Regions from separate parts of the Homo sapiens genome. Here region 1 is linked to region 2. Evidence: read pairs that join two places in POLR2A ChIA-PET (ENCODE). Cell type or tissue: GM12878. All regions are shown on one strand. Links, peaks and the distances in the headings refer to the core of each region. The heading gives the core; the rest is flanking DNA.

Region 1 (2,815 bases), core at 52-2,551, 75 kb after region 2:
CAACTGCTATAAGTAGAACACTGAGTCAGACCAGTGATTTTACTTTCCTGATAATGACTCCTTTCTCTTTGGCTACCCTAGATAGTACTCGGTTCCCAGATTAATTATAATACCCAATTCATACCAACTACATACTAATGACTAATCAAGACAGCAAAGAAATTCCTTGGTCTTCAAAAGAAAAAAATAGACTTCCATTATTTATTAATTATCCTTTTCTTGTTTACTCAGCCATTAAAAGTTCATTTTCTATAAAAAGGATATTATTTACTTCCTAGGTGATTGCAAAAACCTCTATTTTACTTTCTAAAATACTGGCTTCTTTTCTTAAAAACAGATCTGGCTTAATTAAAGGAATTTACATGTATCTTTTCAAGTCAGACAACTTTGTAAGTTAATTCCTACAAAAGTTGAGTAAAACAGATTTTATTATGTTGGTTCAAAAGTAATTGTGGTTTTTAACATTAAAAGTAATTATAAAAACCACAATTGCTTTTGCACCAACCTAATATGTTATATGATTATTGATTCTTTTTGGTATAATTCCATGTCCACCTCTCACTTTGAAATCAATGGCAAAAATTTGTAAATTCATAAGGATACAACATATTCTACAGGAAATTCTCTATCAGACTGCTTTTTATACCTAAGTTCATTAAAAACCAATCAAATCAAAAAATAATCACAGAACAGTTAATATGTCCAAGGCATTGTACTATGTAACACCAGTAACATTTTACCCAGCAGAAAGAGCAAAATACCTGAGCAATATAATTTAGTATTTATCCTTAAGAGTCCTCTGTATAGCATTTTGTCTTTCAAACTGAAATAGTAAAGATCTTCATTTAGAAATTGGAAGACAAGGAGATAAATATTGCTTTCTGTGTGATAAAATAAGTTTACTAAAACTAGGTATATAGATGAGTTTCCTCATATGCTTGAAGAAGAAAAAAAAAGCCACATGCCAAAATCCACATAAAAGTACAGAAAAGGAAACCAGATACCCATGTGAAATCAAAACTATAGATGAATACTAAATGTATGACCAGAATTCTATCATCTCAGGTAAATTCCATTCTCTGTTGCTGCTGGTTCATCAATCTCACCTGGCTGTTAACTACACAGAACATTTAAGAAACATGCAAAAAATTTCAATCTTGACCAAACAGAAAATGTTATGCACACAGCTCCAGCCATGATAAGCCCTGTTCATCACTTGGAAACAGGGTCTACAGGCATATCTGAAGGTTTCAGAAAAATTATCCTAGGAGGGAATTTGATAGAGACTCATTAACAACAGCCTAAAAGGATTTGTGCTTTCTTTCTTAGATCACTATTCCAGTGACTTCATTCAGCTCATATTGCAATTCATTCTGAAAACTGAAAGAGGTTAACATGTCCTTTGTGGTATAATCAGGAGGATCACTTTCAAACTCTAGGTGAACTACTCACATAAATTTCCAGAGATCAAGATCACCTGACTAAATGTTTTGTGCACACCAACCCCACTGAGCAGATCCTATGGTTCAAATGTTTTAATTCCAAATTATAAATATCACTACAATACTCACTTTTAGTTTCTTGTTTAGTTTGCAGCAATATCTGTACACCATTGCCAAGTTCAGCGGTCCAAAATCTGCATAGAAACTAAGATACAAGAAAAACAAAAAACGTAGTATTTAGTCAAAGTATAATTTTCAGTAACATCAATGTTCATCTTTAATTTCATTAAATTTACAATCAAATTTCAATTATCTTATAACTAATCTGATCCATGGTATAATCCAAATAACTAATGGTTTCGTCCTAATGCCCTCTAGTTACTCTAACTAGTCTCTTAATAGGGAACTAGTGGCCGGGCGCGGTGGCTTATGCCTGTAATCCCAGCACTTTGGGAGGCTGGGGCAGGCAGACTGCCTGAGGTCAGGTGTTCGAGACCAGCCTGACCAACATGGAGAAACCCCATCTCTACTAAAAATACAAAATTAGCCAGGCAGTGTGGTGCTTGCCTATAATCCCAGCTACTCGAGAGGCTGAGGCAGGAGAATCACTTGAACCCGGGAGGTGGAGGTGGAGGTTGCGGTGAGCCAGAGATCGCACCACTGCACTCCAGCCTGGGCAACAAGAGTGAAACTCCATCGCAAAAAAAAAAAAAACAGAACTAATTGGACAGTTTTAAGTTCCACCTCCTTTTATCTGCCTGCCAGACCATTTAAGTAAACACACTAAAGAACAGGCAAAGAAAGAACCAACAGGAATATAACAAGTACATGGCCTGTACTACTTGCTTTTATTTCTTTATCATATATTTTAGTCATAATCTTACTTGTGTACTTTGGATTCCAACTATTCCTCTCAAACATAGCTCACAATTCTCAAGTATCTTAAATCCAGTGGTATTTTTTCAGTTTTCGTTCTCCATGAACTTTCTGTATTATAAGACACACTGGCTCCTCCCCCTCTCTTCATCCCCTAACATCTCCAGGATACAGTCATCAATCTGTAGATCTTCTCTCTTAGCCAACATCATGAATTTAACTGACGACCCTATGGAAAAGTGATGTCTCTTCCACTTGAGAGCCAGTGTCAGTCTTCTCCATCTCGGCTACCTGCTGGGTCCACCATCTACAGGCCCTTCCGTCACCTGGAACTCAAAATATCTAAAACTCAACCCATCTTTCCTTCACATCATCCCTCCAGACAAAAAAACACTTTGCTTCTCCCAGTCACTCAGGCATTAAATCTCTCAATCACAGTAGGCCAACAAATAAATATTTAATTCTGATATATCAAACAAGCTACTACTATAATTCAT
Region 2 (2,815 bases), core at 189-2,688:
ATTACTTTAATTACTTATATTACCCATTATCATTTCCATGAAAATCAAAACTTGGCTATAAAATATAATTGTCATTTTTTAATGCAGATTTTTTTCCCAGTTATAAAAAGTTATATGTGAAACTGTGCATACCATCTTATAAACATCTGAACTGCATTTAATCTAGTTGTAATAAACATAATATCTCCAGCTGGGCGTGGCGGCTCGCGCCTGTAATCCCAGCACTTTGGGAGGCCAATGCAGGTGAATCACCTGAGCTCAGGAGTGCAAGACCACCCAGGGCAACATGGTGAAACCCCGTCTCTACTAAAAATACAAAAAAATTAACCAGGTGTGGTGGTGTGTGCCTGTAGTCCCAGCTACTTGGGAGGCTGAGGCAGGAGAACTGCTTGAGCCCCAGCGATGAAGGTTGCAGTGAGCCGAGTTTGCACCATTGCACTCCAGCTTGGGCCACAGAGTGAGACTCTGTCTCAAAGGAAATAAAAAAAATATCCAAAATGCCCTAAGTAAAATCTAAGAAACCCTGAGTGTTATGATTGCACATGTGAAATTAAACCTCAAGCATAGCTTCTATTTATAACAACTTAAATAAAGAATCTAATTATGGCAATTAAAATTTGCTTGTTTAAATAAAAGTCTCAAATTAATTATCCAATATCTCTCAAGTAATTATTAAGCTTAACACAGTATTTGAAAATCCAAGAATAAAGGTATGCACTAATCATCAAGAGACTAAAACCAATTCTTTATGAACAATAAAAGAAAACAGGTTTCTACGGTCACTATTTCTGTATCCTTGACCACCAAGTAGGTTAGATAAATACGCTCTGCAATATCTGCTTATTTGGATTACAGAAATCCATTTGGTTAAATAGCAACCTTTTATAATTAATCATATGGAGAGAGGCAAGGGGATCCCTAAGATACATTCATTCACAGAACCAAAAGAATATGTTTGCAAATCCTCCTACCCAAAAAGATAAATAGTAGATAATATTGGGTTATATTCAGCAGCCAGGATAAGGCTGATGGAATAAACAAAAAGATTTAGGTCTTAGACCTAAATCTGAGAAAAAATTAATAAGGAAGTTACAGCTTTTAACTGACCTAATATAATATACGCTTACTTTGGTAGTCTTCCAAAGTTAATATTTGTGCCTTTATTCATAGTGAATTATACAAATGTCAATGTTTATCAATAATAAAATACTTTATATGACCCAAGTTGGTTTTTCTAATTAAACACACACATACACTTCAAAGAAATCTAGATCAGACAGGAACTTAAGGTACTTTCCAACCCTACCACATTTTGTAAACAAATACCTAAGCAAGGATGAGGCAAGAGTATGATATTACCACTTCTGATCTAAAGCCTACTACCTACCAAATACTATGCAAAAAAAACTATAGATGTTCTTCACTGTAAGAAAAATCCAAAATAAAAAAATCTGAATTCCTGAAAGTGATACATTTAGGTGTTGTTATTCACTGTGCTATAGGATTCTCCAATCTACAAAAGATTCACAGCTTTCTTTTGAATAACTCACTCTCCTGGTGCACTCAAAATATAATTTGACTAAAAAACATGAATTTTTACAATTCCTTTTTTTTATCTGGAGATGGAGTTGCATTCTGTTGCCCAGGCTGGAGTGCAACGGTGCGATCTCAGCTCACTGCAACCTCTGCCTCCGGGTTCAAGCAATTCTCCTGCTTTAGCCTCCCAAGTAGCTGGGATTACAGGCACACACCACCAGGCCCGACTAATTTTTTTGTATTTTTAGTAGAGACCGGGTTTCACCATGTTGGCCAGGCTGGTCTCGAACTCCTGACCTCATGATCCACCCACCTCAGCCTCCCAAAGTGCTGGGATTACAGGCATGAGCCACTGCACCCGGCCAATTTTTATGATTTCTAAGAAATGCATTTGTGACTCTATAGTAATGGTCACAAATACATTTTTCTGTCCAAACACTGAAAACTATTTGACCTTTTTACTACTGTAACAAACCTACAATAAGATAGAAAAGATAGTCTTTGAGGTTGACGATTACAAGGTTGATTTCCTATATCAACAGATGTGTTTTCTAGGAAAACATGCAGAAACAGTTTTGAAGCGCAATTCAACATTCATTTAGACATTTGCTGAGCCTTTATTATATATCAAGGACTGTAACTTGGTGTCAAACATAAAATAATAAAAAGCATTCTCTATGCTTTTACAGAGTCCAAAGGCAGGTGGGAATGACAAATAACAGTAACAAAAATGGCAGCAAATATGTGGATACCACTGACTCTGTGTTAAACACTAGTGTATTCTATACAACTTACTTCTCATAGCAACCCTATGAGGTAGATGTTATTTTCATCTTCGTTTTATCCATTAAAGAAAAAGTCACATTACACTTTGAACATGCGATACTAAAAGTATGTAAGAGGAATGACAGTGACACAAAGACTATTTTGAAATTTAATAAGGTAGAACCACAGTGGCATTTTAAAATTCATTTAAAAAGTGCCTTCTTTATATTTCCCTAACTTCTAAAACAACAAAACAGTGTTGACAGTATAGTTGTATTACATAAATGCAAATATGCTGTAAGGACAGGCACTTTATGAGCTTAAAGCAAAGTAAATATTTGAATTATTTGGTTTAAGTTGACATGCCATCTGGCTTTAAATAATAATCAAACTCTAGATTATTAATTTAGACTTGCTTTTGAGGGAGACGGTGTGGTGGAGCAAAAGAGGAGTGTCCCATGTGGATGACTGCTTCACCTCTGCTAGCATCAGCTACAGCAGGGAGACAGTGGGG

What was found. ChIA-PET counts read pairs that join two places held together with the same protein. Peaks named below come from ENCODE experiments on the same cell type or tissue, not always from the same donor. Only the 100,000 strongest peaks of a DNase experiment are listed, where the experiment ranks them.
Region 1: POLR2A ChIA-PET joins it to region 2 with 6 read pairs; 8 of 35 experiments call an interaction of 5 or more read pairs at or near these places.

Annotation. Positions count from the first base shown.
Region 1 is chr1:100,376,378-100,379,192 of GRCh38, reverse strand. It overlaps CDC14A (cell division cycle 14A), which reads right to left. Exons shown (of 16, transcript NM_003672.4): 3 at 1,572-1,647. Among named protein-coding and RNA genes, the nearest start is that of CDC14A, 25 kb to the right of the region's middle. In GM12878, for the core only: no CTCF peak of the experiment used is centred there; a DNase peak (open chromatin) is centred at 1,451.
Region 2 is chr1:100,451,315-100,454,129 of GRCh38, reverse strand. All of the region lies in intron 7 of CDC14A (cell division cycle 14A), which reads right to left. Among named protein-coding and RNA genes, the nearest start is that of GPR88, 85 kb to the left of the region's middle. In GM12878, for the core only: no CTCF peak of the experiment used is centred there; a DNase peak (open chromatin) is centred at 1,298; H3K27ac peaks cover 642 bases.